Linked DNA regions of Homo sapiens: regions 1, 2, 4 and 5 are each linked to region 3. Evidence: chromatin contacts called from ENCODE Hi-C data. All regions are on one chromosome and are shown on one strand. The core of a region is the stretch at or near the end of the contact, and the rest is flanking DNA. Distances in the headings are between cores, read along the strand shown.

What was found. A loop is a pair of places that touch in the nucleus more often than their neighbours do. Pooled maps may share reads with other maps.
Region 1: a map of B cell shows a loop between it and region 3 (9-fold over the local background). The contact joins the promoter of ARL8A here to the promoter of TMEM9 in region 3. A Hi-C loop is called at or near these places in 2 of 168 maps with a recorded cell type or tissue (B cell and CD4-positive, alpha-beta T cell) and 1 of 50 pooled maps.
Region 2: a loop to region 3 is called in a map of naive thymus-derived CD4-positive, alpha-beta T cell, with 7 times the contacts of the local background. The contact joins the promoter of TIMM17A here to the promoter of TMEM9 in region 3. A Hi-C loop is called at or near these places in 1 of 168 maps with a recorded cell type or tissue (naive thymus-derived CD4-positive, alpha-beta T cell), 1 of 37 single-sample maps with no recorded cell type and 7 of 50 pooled maps.
Region 4: a map of CD4-positive, alpha-beta T cell shows a loop between it and region 3 (3-fold over the local background). The contact joins the promoter of IPO9-AS1 here to the promoter of TMEM9 in region 3. A Hi-C loop is called at or near these places in 2 of 168 maps with a recorded cell type or tissue (CD4-positive, alpha-beta T cell and naive thymus-derived CD4-positive, alpha-beta T cell) and 8 of 50 pooled maps.
Region 5: a loop to region 3 is called in a map of CD8-positive, alpha-beta T cell, with 7 times the contacts of the local background. The contact joins the promoter of ZNF281 here to the promoter of TMEM9 in region 3. A Hi-C loop is called at or near these places in 3 of 168 maps with a recorded cell type or tissue (CD4-positive, alpha-beta T cell, CD8-positive, alpha-beta T cell and naive thymus-derived CD4-positive, alpha-beta T cell) and 9 of 50 pooled maps.

Annotation. Positions count from the first base shown.
Region 1 is chr1:202,143,483-202,146,182 of GRCh38, forward strand. It overlaps ARL8A (ARF like GTPase 8A), which reads right to left and starts at 1,255. Exons shown (of 7, transcript NM_138795.4): 1 at 968-1,255. The coding sequence starts at 1,090. RefSeq lists silencers at 196-245, 746-1,455.
Region 2 is chr1:201,954,107-201,956,806 of GRCh38, forward strand. TIMM17A (translocase of inner mitochondrial membrane 17A) reads left to right here and starts at 1,397. Exons shown (of 6, transcript NM_006335.3): 1 at 1,397-1,446. The coding sequence starts at 1,421. RefSeq lists an enhancer at 1,386-1,675.
Region 3 is chr1:201,153,137-201,155,930 of GRCh38, forward strand. TMEM9 (transmembrane protein 9) reads right to left here and starts at 1,338. Exons shown (of 5, transcript NM_001288565.2): 1 at 722-1,338. The coding sequence starts at 787. RefSeq lists an enhancer at 575-724 and a silencer at 1,135-1,414.
Region 4 is chr1:201,828,041-201,830,866 of GRCh38, forward strand. IPO9-AS1 (IPO9 antisense RNA 1) reads right to left here and starts at 1,519. Exons shown (of 3, transcript NR_046696.1): 1 at 911-1,519. IPO9 (importin 9) reads left to right here and starts at 1,117. Exons shown (of 24, transcript NM_018085.5): 1 at 1,117-1,332. The coding sequence starts at 1,170. RefSeq lists enhancers at 1-230, 231-744, 901-1,195, 1,207-1,416 and a silencer at 917-1,156.
Region 5 is chr1:200,408,745-200,411,444 of GRCh38, forward strand. It overlaps ZNF281 (zinc finger protein 281), which reads right to left and starts at 1,292. Exons shown (of 2, transcript NM_001281293.2): 1 at 1,202-1,292; 2 at 1-979. The coding sequence starts at 961. RefSeq lists enhancers at 541-1,118, 1,119-1,696, 1,697-2,274, 1,821-1,870, 2,546-2,700 and a silencer at 1,301-1,480.

The DNA of each region.
Region 1 (2,700 bases), core at 5-2,504, 990 kb after region 3:
CAACCCCAGCCCCTGTCCCATGCTTCCTCGACCCACAAGCCCTGTCTAGCCTGGCTCTGACAGGCAGGCCGCAGCCATTACGGCAGCCTCAGCTCACACCCATGGAGCTCATCTTCCCCTTTTTTGAGAGAGATTTTAACTCCTTCCCCACCACTCCCCTGGCGCTGAAAGACTTACAATCACCCACTTCAGTGTTGACGACCCAAAGCCCTTAGAGCCACTCTCCCAAGGCCCCAGTGGGCCGTGCCCCTACACCTCATCCTCTCTTGTCGGGAGCACCTGCTCCTGCAAACTTCTGAGCCAGACGGAGTCTCCAAACTCCCGTTACCATGCGATCCTCCCTGGACCCCCGGCTAGACACTGCGGGTCGGGGAGAAGTTGGGGAGGAGTCTGGGCTTGAGCCAAGGGCCTCAGCTGACTCCTCTACCCCGGGGGATACCTCCCCTCCCCCTCAATAGGGCCGGGGCTTCCTCTTCCGGCAAGGAGGGGTTAAGCCCTCTGGGTGGGGCTGGGCTTGCCCAAACCCCCTCCTCAAGCCTCTCGGCCGCCCCGTCCCGTGACCCTCTACCCGCGGGACAGGAAGGCCCGTGCACTTTCGCCCCGTCATGCCCCCTTGCGCGGGGGCCAGAGGGGGCCCGTCTCAGCCGGCAGCGGGTCCCTCCTGCTTCGAGAGCCCCTCGGTGCCGCCTGCCCCGTGGCACCGGCCCTGTCTGTTCGTCCCCCTTCCCCTGCCCCCAGCCGTGCAGTACCGGCCCGGGTGAGAGAGCGGGTCGCGCGCCGCCCCGGTCCCCCACGGCACGGGCCGTACTAGGCCCCAAGCGCTCGGGGCCGGCTCCTCCCCCGCCCGGCGCCCGGCCGTGCCCGGCTATGCCAGGCGGCGACCCCGGCTCAGCAGGGCGCGGCGCGGGCGGGGACAGGCCCGACCCGCGGCCCGCGCCCGGGGACCCCGCGCCCGACGCCCTCGTACCGCGATCACGTTGACGAAGGTGGTCTTGCCCGAGTACTGAAGCCCGACCAGCGTGAGCTCCATCTCCTCCTTCCAGAATAGGGCCTTGAACCAGTCCAGCAGCTTGTTGAACAAAGCGATCATGGTCGCTGCCGCCGGCCCCGCCCGGTGCCAGGTCCCCGCCGCCCCTCGCTGCCCTCGCGCTGCGGCCCGGAGCGGCCCCTCCCCGGTACGGCCCGGGTCCCGCGGCTCGGTGCGGGCGGAGGCTCGAGCGCGGCTGCCGACGACTCGCTGCCCCGGAATCGGCTCGCCGATGGGTGTGGCTTCCGCGCCCTCCTCCTCCGCCGCCGCCGCCGCCCTCCCTCGCGGCCGGGCCGTGTCCTGCTCGCACCCGAGCGCGCGCTCCTCCCTCGCTGGAGCCGGGGGGCCAGGGGCCGCACCCGCAGGTGGGGTGAGCAGGGAATCCGCAGGTGGGGTGAGCAGGGAATCCGCAGGCTTCAGCGGCGGGGGTTGACCGGCAGCTGGCGTCGAGAGGCGCTTGGGAAATGGGGTCTAATTTATTTTAGACCCTGTCCCCGACTGCCGCGCCCTGACTGGCACCCCCTTTCTTAAAGGGTGGTGGGCTCGAGGTGGGTGAGGTTCCGGTTAAGCAGGAGCCTTTTCAGGTTGAAGGAGAGTGGGTCACCCACTTCCCAGGACACGGAGATGAGATCTCTACGACAGGGAGGCAGATGGAGGCTTTTTTGTCCCTGAACCCTTGCCTCTGAGCATTCCTGGGTACAGTCCCATCCTCTCAAAATGCACCCAGTGCAGAGGGACAACCGTATTCGGGTCTTTTAATACTCCATCTTGTTTTGTTCACCACAATTTACCCCGACCACTTGTTAGGAAGCCTCTGGCCCCAAGTGAAACGGACGCTTGAACTTGCTCCGGATTTTTACCAGCATCCCCAAGATACCCAAACAGATACAGTCCTGGCAGGGGGTTTTCAGTGAGGAACGTCTGTGACAAAGGAAAATGTTGCCCTGTTTTGGTGAAAAGCAGAGTATTCTTCAGGAGGAGAAGTGATAGTTCTCCTCTTGAAGTGGGTCTGGAGTGCCTGCAAAGATGCCTTACTCCTGCCCCTCTCCTTGCAAGACCCACCCATAGGACCTGCTCAGGCAGGCTGACAACCTCAGCTGGCAGTCCCGGGTAGGCTCAGGCTTCGGGCAGTCCCCAGCCTATGCTGGCTGCCCGTTGGGGTTTGGTTTTCAAATGTAGTCATATGTAGTCTATTGTTTTAGTCAAAAGTGGGTAAACTATCAATATCAACCATATCTGTCCAATCAACTGGAGTTAGATGACCCCAAATAGTCAAACAGTTACCAAAGTAGAAGAATCACAAGGTTTCGGCTAGCATAATATTGTTTTTTTTTTTTTTTTTGATGGGGTCTCACTGTGTGGCCCAGGCTGGAGTGCAGCGGTGGGATCTCGACTCACTGCAGCCTCCACCTCCTCGGGCTCAGGTGATTCTTCTACCTCAGCCTCCCGAGTAGCTGGGACTACAGGCATGCGCCACCATGCCAGCCTAATTTTTGTATATTTGGTAGAGACGGGGTTTTGCCATGTTGTCCAGGCTGGTCTCGAAGCCCTGAGCTCAAGCCATCTGCCTGCCTCAGCCTCCCAAAGTGCTGGGATTACAGGCATGAGCCTGGCCAATATTCTGGTTTATTAAGCACCATCTTTCTAACCTCTGCCCTTTATAAGTCCTCCTC
Region 2 (2,700 bases), core at 147-2,646, 800 kb after region 3:
GCCCGGCCTCTTCCATTATTTATGACATTGACTTTTCCGTAAAATAAATATATACATATTTTTAAAGTTAATTACAAACGTACAGAATGGAGAGGAGCACTTTAACAGCCATCACATGATTGGGATTTTGTTGACAGTAAACTAAAAGCTCCATGGGTCCCAACCTTTTTTTTTTTTTTTTTTTGACAGTGTCTCACTCTGTCACTAGAGTGCAGTGGCATGATCACAGCTCCCTGCGGGGTAGATCTCCTGGGCTCAAGCTATCTTCCCGCCTCAGTCTCCCGAACAGTCAGGGCTACAGGCACGTGTCACCACGCCCGGCCTGGTCCCCATAAGTCCCCTCTTCTCCGAGCCAAACATCTTCACACCTTCTGGTGATCATTAGTGGAGAGGCCTGTGAGAGGCTCTGGTGTCAATGTCCCTGAAATCGAGGGCTCCAAATTGGTCATGGCTCTCCAGATGGCCCAAACAGTTCCAGTTCACAAACATTTATTGAGCATCTACTACATTCCAGGCACTGTGGTTATTATAAATCACTGAGACACTGTTTGCCCTAAAGGAGCTACGTGTATTTGGTAACAGCTTCACAGTAAGTGACGAATAAGATAGCATTAATCCACATTTGACAGCAAAAGTACCAAAAAAGAAAGAAAGAAAAAGAAGAGAGAGAAAGGAAAGAAAAGAAAAGAAGAGAAAGAAAGAGGCCGGGTGCGGCGGCTCACGCCTGTAATTCTAGCACTCTGGGAGGCCGAGGTGGGCGGATCACGAGGTCAGGAGTTCGAGTCCAGCCTGATCAACATGGCGAAACCCCGTCTCTACTAAAAAAACATAAAAATTAGCCGGACCTGGTGGCGCCCGCCTGTAGTCCCAGCTACTCAGGAGGCTAAGGCAGGAGAATCGCTTGAACTCGGGAGGCGGAGGTTGCAGTGAGCCGAGATCTCGCCGCTGCACTCCAGCCTGGGCGACAGAGCCAGACTCTGTCTCAAAAAAAAAAAGAAGAAGAAAAGAAAAAGAAAGAAAGAAAAAGGATGGAAGGAGAGAAGAAAAGGAAAGGGGGAAGGGAAGGGGGAAGGGAAGGCGGAAGGGAAGGGAAAGAAAGAAGCGTATTTAGGCAGTATCGCGTTGATTTCAGTCCACGGAACCTCTGGTGACCGGGTAGTGTGACTCCGTCATTGGTAGCCCCCCGCCCACACAGCCGGGACTCGCGGCCTTTGAGGACGTGGGCAGGGCCAGTCTCGCCACGCCGCGGCCAATGCCCCGACCACACGCTGGCCACAGGAGTCCTGGCTCCCATTGGCTGCAGCGGGAAATGGTGAACCAATGCTCATAGACCTTAACGCCCTCCTCTCGGGATCACTTCCGCCTCTGGGGTCAGGCTCCGCCCAGCTTGCCCGGCATCACTCGCGGCATTGGAGTCAAGATGGAGGAGTACGCGCGAGAGCCTTGGTGAGCTTCACCGCTGTCTTTGCATTTCTCTTGCCCCCCTGCCCACTGCCCTCCTTCTCCCTTGTCCAGGCTCCCAAGGTGCAAGCCAGACTCAACCGCAGCCTCGTCGACTTGGGCCTGGTAACTGGGCAATGCGGTCTTTCGCGGCCAGTCGGCTTCTTAGCCCTGTACTTAGTACCTCCCCGGCCGCGTGAGCCTCCCTCTCCCAACCCAGCACCCGTGTGACCTTGTGATGGATGGTAAGGAGGTCCAGACTTGAGTTTGATAGAACCTCGGAACCTCCTCCCAACGCAGGGCGTAATCGACTTTATGCGGGGCCAGTTATAATCCCCCCTGTTCGTCGAGGTGACCTTGGGCGCGTCCCTCCGTCTCGCCTTGCTCAGTTCCTGCGTTGAGGAACTGAAGAATAGGCATTTGAGGGAGTGTCATTCTTGAGGTTTTACTTGTATCATGATATGTGTCCACAGAGTGAAGCATTTTAAATGAATGGAACATAGATTTTAGCCAAGGGGTCTGGATAAGCTTCTTTATTGCGTGGGGCCTTGTTTTCCTTCTTGGAATTCTTTCTTGAGGGTAGAGGGGGACAAAAATTACCTGGGAAATAGGAAGAGGTAATAGCATGTGTTCTCTGAAAAGCCATGGACAGAAATTCATTGTTACATCCAGCGTTTATTGAGTATGAATAAACCAGACACATAGATAATTATAAAACGATGTAATTGCTGTCAGAAGTCTCAGGTTGCCAGAGTTTAAAGTTTCTAGGGTCATAGGTAAAAAATCAAATCTTGATATTTCGGTTAATCATTTGTTTTATTGTGTAAGAGCAACAACCAAGATGTCCTCAATTTGTGAAAGTGCCCAGGACCTTAAATTACTACTCTGGTATCCTAGCCTTGTTGCATGTTTTATGTTCCCCTCTCCCATAAATGGCATACAAAATATAAGTTTTAGGGTCTCCTGGCTCTTCAAACTTATCTTCTTCAAAGCAGTTATCCTCCATTCTGGATTGTGCTCAGATATGTAGGACTCAGCACACTGTAAATAGCTGTTTGATGTACTATAATGACACAGGTTAGCAGAGAGTTAAAATATTTAACTATGTTGAGTTAAAGATCTTAGAAAAATAAGGCCGGGTGTGGTGGCTCACGCCTGTAATCCCAGCACTTTGGAAGGCCGAGGCGGATCACGAGGTCAGGAGTTCAAGACCAGCCTGGCCAGTATGGTGAAACCCCGTCTCTACTAAAAATACAAATA
Region 3 (2,794 bases), core at 88-2,587:
TGGTGATGCTACTGTGCTTAGTTACCCTGAACACATCATTTATTTTCACTGTGTTAATAGTACATCATATTTTTTTACCGTTAAGAACTTATGTGTAACGTAAGAAAATATTTATCGGTAGCATATAAATTCATTGTCAGGAATGGTGGTGATGCCAACCAACCAGACTATCCACATGGGTGCCTGAGATAGTGACGCCTTTGCTTTCTGATGGTTCAGTGTAGATAAACTTTGTTTCATGCACACAATTATTGAAAATATTGTATAAAATTACCTTCGGGCTATGTATATACAGCATATATGAAACATAAACGAACTTCAGGTTTAGACTTAGGTCCCCTCCCCAAGATAGCTCATTTTTTATGTGCAAATACTCCCAAATCCAAAAATATCTGAAACAAAACATACTTTGGTCCAAAGCAAAGGAAGGTATGGAGAACTTAGATAACTTCTCCAAACTTCCTTGCTGGAAGTCCACCACTGATCTGTCTGATCAGAGTGAGCCAGTGCTCTGTGCCCCACCCTTCCTCACTCCTCACCCGCACTATCCTTAGGGAGGCCAGCAGCCTTGAACCTGAAGGAAGACCACTAAAAGAAGTATGGCCCATAGGTGAGTGAGAGGCAGGCTTAAGGAGCAGCTGGCTACCTCTGAGTCAGCCCTGTAGACAGGGTGGCCGTGCACTGTGGTCGTGACCAGGTGCTGCAGGCTCACCTCCCTCACCTTGTTGGCTTCAGCTGGGGGCACCAGCAAACACCCGACCACAGCCACCAAAGATAAGAGCTTCATGCTTATCAGGCTTGCTGGGCCAGCAAAGCCGGACACCTGGAAAAAGAGATACGGAGTCGGAGAAGGGGAAGGTGGCCACACCGCAGCCAGCACGCTAGGCCCTTAACCATCCGGCCAAGTGGGAATGGGGTTGGGGGCTGGGCTCCAGGATTCCAAGGCCTGCTAAACCTGGTCGCCAAACCCTGCTTCCCTCCCGCCCAACTCTCCGGCTCTCCGCCAGCCACCTGGTGAGCCCGGCAGAGGGGTCCTCGAGGGGACACCGCTGCCAGGGGCCTCCAGTTCCTTCTCAAGGCCCGGCTCTGACCCGCGCATCACGTCCCACCGCCCTCCGCCATCTCCGCCTCTGCCCGCCCCGCAGCTCCTCCCCGCTCGGGCCCGACGGGAACTTTTGGGTGCGAGTCTGGGACCCCTGCTCCGACGGCGAAGGCCGGTGCCCACCACGCCCAGAGGTCTTAAGCCGGACTGGGACCCCCAATAGCCCCGCGACCCCCGTCCCCTCCCCCAATGCCGCGTCCACGAACCTACAAGCCCGCTGCAGCCGCAAAAGACCCAGTTGTCCCCGCCCTCTCCTAGCTTCTATTGGTTGCCAGAGCAGCCCCTTAACCCGACCGCGCTGTCGCCATGGCAACAAGACCCGCCTTCACCTGGGCGGGGAGACTCTTGCGCAAGGGAGAGGCGGGCATTTCTCAAACCCGACCAAACCAGAAAAGGGAACGTCAGCCTTCCAAACTCCTGGGGAAGGGTCTTGCCTTTGTGTGGCCTGAGAACTCCCACTGCGGTGCTTCTCCCTTCCTTGTATTATAAAACTCAGCTTGTTTCATCTTGCTGTTTTAGAAAGAAAGCGCTTTATACACTGTAAGCTAGTAACGTCAACAAAAACGATACGAGATTGAAGGGCTTTGTCCTCATTCAAAATCTGGAAATGTTATTTAGGGATCCACGTCTTTGCTGCAGAAGACTTTCTGCGCGGCAACGTCTCTACCCCTACACACACCTCTGAGAAGGAGAAATCTAGGGTTGGCGATGGGTGGTGTGGGCTGGGCCTGTGAAGAGTGTGCACAACAGCGTCCTCAGCCTGATCCCCCTACCCCATGCTGGTGCTGGGCCTGGCAAAATGGGGCAAAGTGTGCATGGCCAGGATGCAGGGGTGAGGGTCCCTGGCTGCTATGTGGCAGATGTGAACTTCTTGCCAGCTGTGAAGGAAAGGGGAGTCATATGAATTCAGGGCACCAGACCCGGAGTGAGGACACCGGGGCTTTGGCCCTGGCGCTCCCCCTAAGCAGCTGTGTTAGCCTGGAAAAGATACCTCCCTTCTCTGGGCCTCAGCTTCCCTTACTTCCCTTATCTGTAAAATGATTCGGTTGGATTCTAAGATCCCCTTCAGCTTTGATATGTTGGGATTCCTTAGGGGTGGGTGGGAGGGGTATCAATATGGCCCAAACTTGAGGTTGGTGGCTGGATTAGCATAGGGGCTGGGTCCAGGTGGAATCAAGCCCCTCGCAGGCCCTGTGAACTGAGGTGGGCACTTATCTGGAGGCCACTGAGTTTGTGTTCCTCTCTCCTATGCTTATGTCTTATTCCTCTTTATATCCTTGCCACCTGGCAGAGTGACCTGTGTTTGGTAGGTGCTCAGGAAGTGTTTGCTAAACTGAATTCTATAGAATTAAATTAAATCTAGTTGGCAGGGGGCAGGGGCAGGAGGCCTGCAGTGTGATGCAAAGGTCAGGGGCTTTGGAGCTAGAGTGACCAGGGCAGGAATCCTGGTTCCTCCCTTCCTAGTTGTGTGAATTTGGGTGGTTTCCTTTAGGACACCGCCTTTGGATCTTTGGAAGTCTTTGGAATCCTTTCAGAAGTCTCGGTTTCCATGCCCATAAAATGGGATTAATATTACCAAATTTTCAAGGTGGTTGTAGGGATATAATGAGTTTACATATGCAAAGCACCTAGAACAGCATCTGACACAAAGAGGGAGGCTCTATAAATGGCAATGTTAGCTCATTGTGGAGG
Region 4 (2,826 bases), core at 269-2,768, 680 kb after region 3:
TCTTTTTCTGAGACAAGATGTCACTCTGTCGCCCAGGCTGGAGTGCAATGGCGCAATCACTGCTCACTGCAGCCTCCTCCTCCTGGGCTCAAGTGATCTTCCCACCTCCACCTCCCGAACAGCCGGGACTACAGGGCGTACGCCACCACGCCTGGGCAATTTTTGTATTTTTTTGTAGAGACGAAGTCTCGCTATGTTGCCCAGGCTGTTCTCGAAATCCTGGGCTCAAGCGATCCTCCTGCCTCGGCCTCCCAAAGTGCTAGGATTAGAGGCGTGAGCCACTGCGCCTCGCCACACCCTGCATTTTTAACACCTCACTGGAGCGCTCATCCTCTCCACCTGCTCCGCTATTCAGGAGCGGCTCTGCACCGTAGGCCATTTCCCACGACCAGCTGCTGACAACCATATCATCAAACTGCTCTTGTTCTCGCACCCCTTAAATGTCCAGCCATAATTTCTCAGGGAAAAAAATTTATACATTTTCAACAAATAGGATTCATTCTCAAATAGTCACATACAACACTCACTCTGGAAGAAACTCCCTTTCACATGCCGGTGTCTCCCCTGCCCAGCCACTTCCCAGCTTTGAGGTTGGGCTCATCTAGGCTGGAAAACCAAGGGACTGGGCCGTGGTTTTCCCACTTCCACTTCCCAGTTTGCTTTAGTTTATTTTCCCCCCTCTTTGGATTCCTGAGGCTAAGATGAAGAGAGTCACTTGAGCCAACTTTTTTTCAGTGTTTGGGGGGAAAAGAATGTGGTTTAAAATAGGGGCTATTTGTGACCCAGACCTCTCTCCTTAAAGCCCTCTACATCTATTCCCATCCCGCCTCCTCTCTCCTAACACCTGAAAGATGCATGAATATAAAGTCATATATCATGAACTTTATTCCAAATGAGATTGCTAACTTACTGTGCAACTTTAGGAAAGCCCCTTAACCTGTCTGGGGCTCAGTTTTCACACAAATCCAGAGATCCTTGCAGAGAAAGGTGCAGTTCTCGTTCAGGCAGCAGGAGGCGCTGTCTCTGGAGGCTTAGATTCATTCCCCGCCCTCCGCCCGCTCCCGCCCGCCTCTGGTGCGCAGGCGCGGCTTCGCGGATTGGCCGCGCGCGGGGGCCGTCATTCGGTGGCGGGTCCCGGCCGCGGGGCTGGCGGGCTGAGGGGAGAAAAGATGGCGGCGGCGGCGGCAGCTGGTGCGGCCTCCGGGCTGCCGGGTCCAGTGGCACAAGGATTAAAGGAAGCGTTAGTGGATACGCTCACCGGGATCCTATCCCCAGTACAGGAGGTGCGGGCGGCTGCTGAAGAACAGATTAAGGTGCTGGAGGTGACGGAGGGTGAGTGAGGCGGGACCGTCACGAGGATGGCTCAGCCGCACAATCCGCTGACCGCAGCTCCGTACCGGCTGGGGACATGGGGAGCCTGAGCCAGTTGGAGATGTGGGCGCCGAGAAGTGGAGCAGGAAGCGAGAGATTGATGTCGCTGGTGGTTGTGAAAGTCCGAGAGAGGAGAGGCGCGCCTGAAGGATAGGGTCGGGGGAGGTGGAGCCTGGGAGTGGGGGAGGGAGGGTGGAGACTTGAAAAGATAGATGGAGCCTAGAATCTGCAGGGGACGGAGATGGAGCTAGACTTGGTGCTGTTGGAGGAAGTAGCGCGGTCGGGGAAATATTTTTTGAGTCCAGGACCAAAGTCTTTCGCTGTTCTCTTCACCAGCTGGATTGTACTGGGATAAGAGTAGGGGGAGCTATTAGTAGGAGTGGTGAAGGGTAGGGCCTCGAAAAGGCGGCTATCAAAGCTTAATAGATGTCATCAAACAAGTTTCTGCCTCTGAGTTATAAACCTAGCTAGTTGTTTGTACTCTTCGTGTTTTCCCAGAAATTAAATGCATATGCGATTGCTTCACTGTCCTGACCATACTTAACGTTTATTTTAAAAATAATTTGCCCTTATTAAATACCTTTGTGCATTTCTGTTTGGAGGAACTGATCATCCTTTGTTTTTGATTCTTTGTCTCCGTCCTCTATTGTGTGCTTTAAAGTGATGGAGAAGAAAATAAACCATTGGTTCGAGATTTTCTATCAATTTCCTGCCGCGTGAGCCTTTCACCGGGTCCAGTGTAGCTACCACAAAGAACAATTTAATCCAGAAACAGGAGGAGAAATCTTCTTGGTCTTTGTGTAAGAAATATATCTGGTCAGAGCTTCACTGGAACTCCAAATCCTCAGAATCTCCCAACTCAGGAATATTTCCACCACCACTTAAATACTTCATCAGAGATATGGGAAATTGTCCCATCACACACCCATCATATTCAAAACCTTCAGTTAGCTCTCCTACTGGACGTATTTCTATTGAAAAGAATTTAGAACAAATCTCTCTTAAATTTAGTTTACATTCTTTCACAGTATGAAAGAGCTGTTGAAAACAAATTTTCTTCTGTTGGAAATATGTTAAGATTTGGGATCTAACAGGCTAAGGACCATTTTGAAGGCCCACTTGTAATTGTCATTGTTTTATAAAATATCAGATCTATACAGGAGAAACCACTGGTTAGGAGAAAGCTGTTTGAGAACCATGTATAAACTAATCTAAAGGAATTTTTAGCGGCTTCTAAATAAAATTCGTTTATGCACATTAATGTCTGTCCCCCTTGAGTATGAGGAAGGAAGAGTGACAAAGCAAAGGAACCTCATCACATTCAAGTTGTCACCTGAATAAAACTTGAGAGTCTGGTGCAAATTCATCTTAACTAAACCTTCCCTGAGTGGTACCCAGTGCTCCTGGTGCTCCAAATGCATGTCTGGCACCTTTGTATGAAAGGTGGACCTTGAC
Region 5 (2,700 bases), core at 42-2,541, 740 kb before region 3:
GATCACATCCAAATGGCTTCTCTCTACTATGAATTTTCTCATGTCTCTGTAGTAGGTATTTCTGAATGAAACCCATACTACACTGGCTGCACTGGAAAGGTCTTTCTCCTGTATGAATGAGGACATGTCTCCGCAGGTGATAGGAGCTTCGGAAAGCAGCACTACAGTGATCACAGATATGAGGTTTCTGACTTGGGGAGAGGATGGCACCTTCTCCATCTCCAACCAAAGAAGGTTTGGAAGATGCACTTGGCTTCCTCTTGGCTTTGATTCCCTGAGATTCTGGCTTTGGCCTTTTTGCCTTTTTGACATTAGTGTCCTGCTTTGGCTCCTCAGTGCCATGGTGGTCATCAGTCCTGCTACTGCTGCTGAGTAATACGTCACGGTGGTGCTGGGCTGGTTGCTGCTGGACATGCTGGTGGAGAATACTGAGGTCCTGGATGACGCCGTGACTCCCCCCTTCACCGCCTCCTAGGCCTGGAGACCTCTCTTCAGCTCCAGCGAACAGCCCCCCATAGTGGTGGTGGTGATGGTGGTGGTGGGACTGCTGCTCCTCAGGATCCGCGGGTTTCTCCTGTTTGATGCTAACCAAAGACTGCAAGAACCCCCAGGAGGTCCTCTGCGAGGGGAAGGCCGCGGCTGACGCCGCCGGCTCCTTCTTGAAAGTCATGTCCGGGGCTGGCGGAGGGGGGGGCTCAGCGGCCGGGGCTGCGGAGGTAGAGGAGGATAACACGCATTGCGGGGGAGGGGCGGCCGACCCCGCCGGCCGGGTGAAGCTGGTGACCGGGGGAAGACGGTGGTTGAACATAACCATACCCTGGGGAAAGGTGGGTTCCATCTCTGCCCTCCTGCCGCTGCTGCCGCCGCCGCCGCCGCCGCCACTACCACCGCCGCCGGAGCCGCTACCACCGCTACTGCCGGTACCTCCGCCGCCACTCAGGAACCCACTGCCGATTTTCATACCCCGGAGGAGGCCTGGCTGAAGAAAGGAGGAGGAAGAGGGAAGAGGGAGGAAAGGAGGTGGAACCGGGCCCCGGGCCGGGACCACCGCAGCGCTAAGGACCCCGCCGCGCCGCCGCCCAGACCGCAACGCGCCCAGCACTAATTCCCAGCCCAGTCGCCTCCGGCACCGGCACGCATGGTCCTGCGACTCTTCCCCAGGCCTCGCCCTCTCCCTCCTGGACCCACCGGCAATACTTACGGGTCCCGCCGCCGCCGCAGCCGCCGTCGCCTCCAGTTAATAAAAATAACGCCGTCCTCTCCACAATGGAATTAAAAGCCTCCCGTGTACTGCGCAGCCGCGGCGCAGTGTCTGCTGGGAACTCCTCGACCCGGCCAGAGGGGAGGGCTAAGGAGCCAGGGCGCCTGCGCCGCAGCTTCCGCCCGGCCTGCCTGTCAATCACTGGGGCCGTTGGGCGGAGGCGGGGGAGCAAGGGCAGGGGAGGCGGGGATTTGGAGCCCTGCTAAAAAGGGGCTTTCGAGGCGAACAGGCGTGATTGGTGGGCTGCACTGAAGGAGATGAAAGTGGTTGAGGGTTTCTGGGGGAAAGACGCTCAGGAGGTGGAACCCAAGGGGCGGGAAGTTACGGGGGACTGTACTACAGCGTGGCGTGGGAGATGCAGAGAAAGGGGCTGGAAGAGAAGGTGAGGGAAACTGAGGATTCAATGTTAGGGCTTTCTTCACTCTAGGTTTTGCAATCCAGGTCTTGAAATAAAATTCAAACCTAGAAGTGGATCATTGAGGGCACTTTTGATTCTATCAAGAAGCATTCAACTCCAAATGCTCAACATTTATTAAAACAGGTGCTTATGTTATCCCTTTGAATTTGGAAGCACTAATAATGGGCGCATATCCTTTGCATTTATGGGAGGAGCCTGCTTTGAAACCGCAATTAGTGGTACCGTTGCAACAAAAAAAAAAAAAAGAAAAAGAAAAAAACTTGTCTTACTGCCAACCTTCCTGAAGGCTACTGGAAGAGGAAACCGAGCGTAATCCAGGTGCAGCAGTCCTGTAAAACACGCCCACACACATACTTCATTATCATTACATCTTATTTAAATGCCCCCGTACCTTAGCCTGGCTAATCAGTCTGTTTGCCACGTTATGAATGCCTGGCCCTTTATATTGTTTATGAAAAATTAACCACCAGGCCATTCTAAGAGCTCTGCTAGGATCAACTCTTTCCTCGCCAGTACAGAATACCGAGAAACTCATTGCAAATTTAGAAATTTTTCTTGTAAGGGAAAATTATGAAGTAAAATCTTAAAATCAAAGTTATATCAACAAAATCAAACAACAAATATTTATTCAGTGTCTAATGTACACAAGGCACTCGATTTCATGTTAAGCATGCAGAAATCTAAACCAGACACTTTCCTAGCAAAGGATATTTATAAATGAGAAATTTTAAATAAAAGAACTAGAACTATGACAACAGCTTATTTACATAGTATGTTTTCTTAATGAAGTTACATGTACATCACAATGTTTCTAGCTAAATAACTTCTCATAATTAAATAATAAATTCTCTGGGAAATTTCACAATCGAAACCATAGGGATTATTTACTAATACTTATGGACCTCTCTCAGCCTGCCCTAAAAATTTTACAGACAATATTTAATGAGAATTTTGAGATAAGAAGAAATTGCTTTTTTTCTAATCCCATGAAACAACATGTAAGTATTCCACCACTTAAACT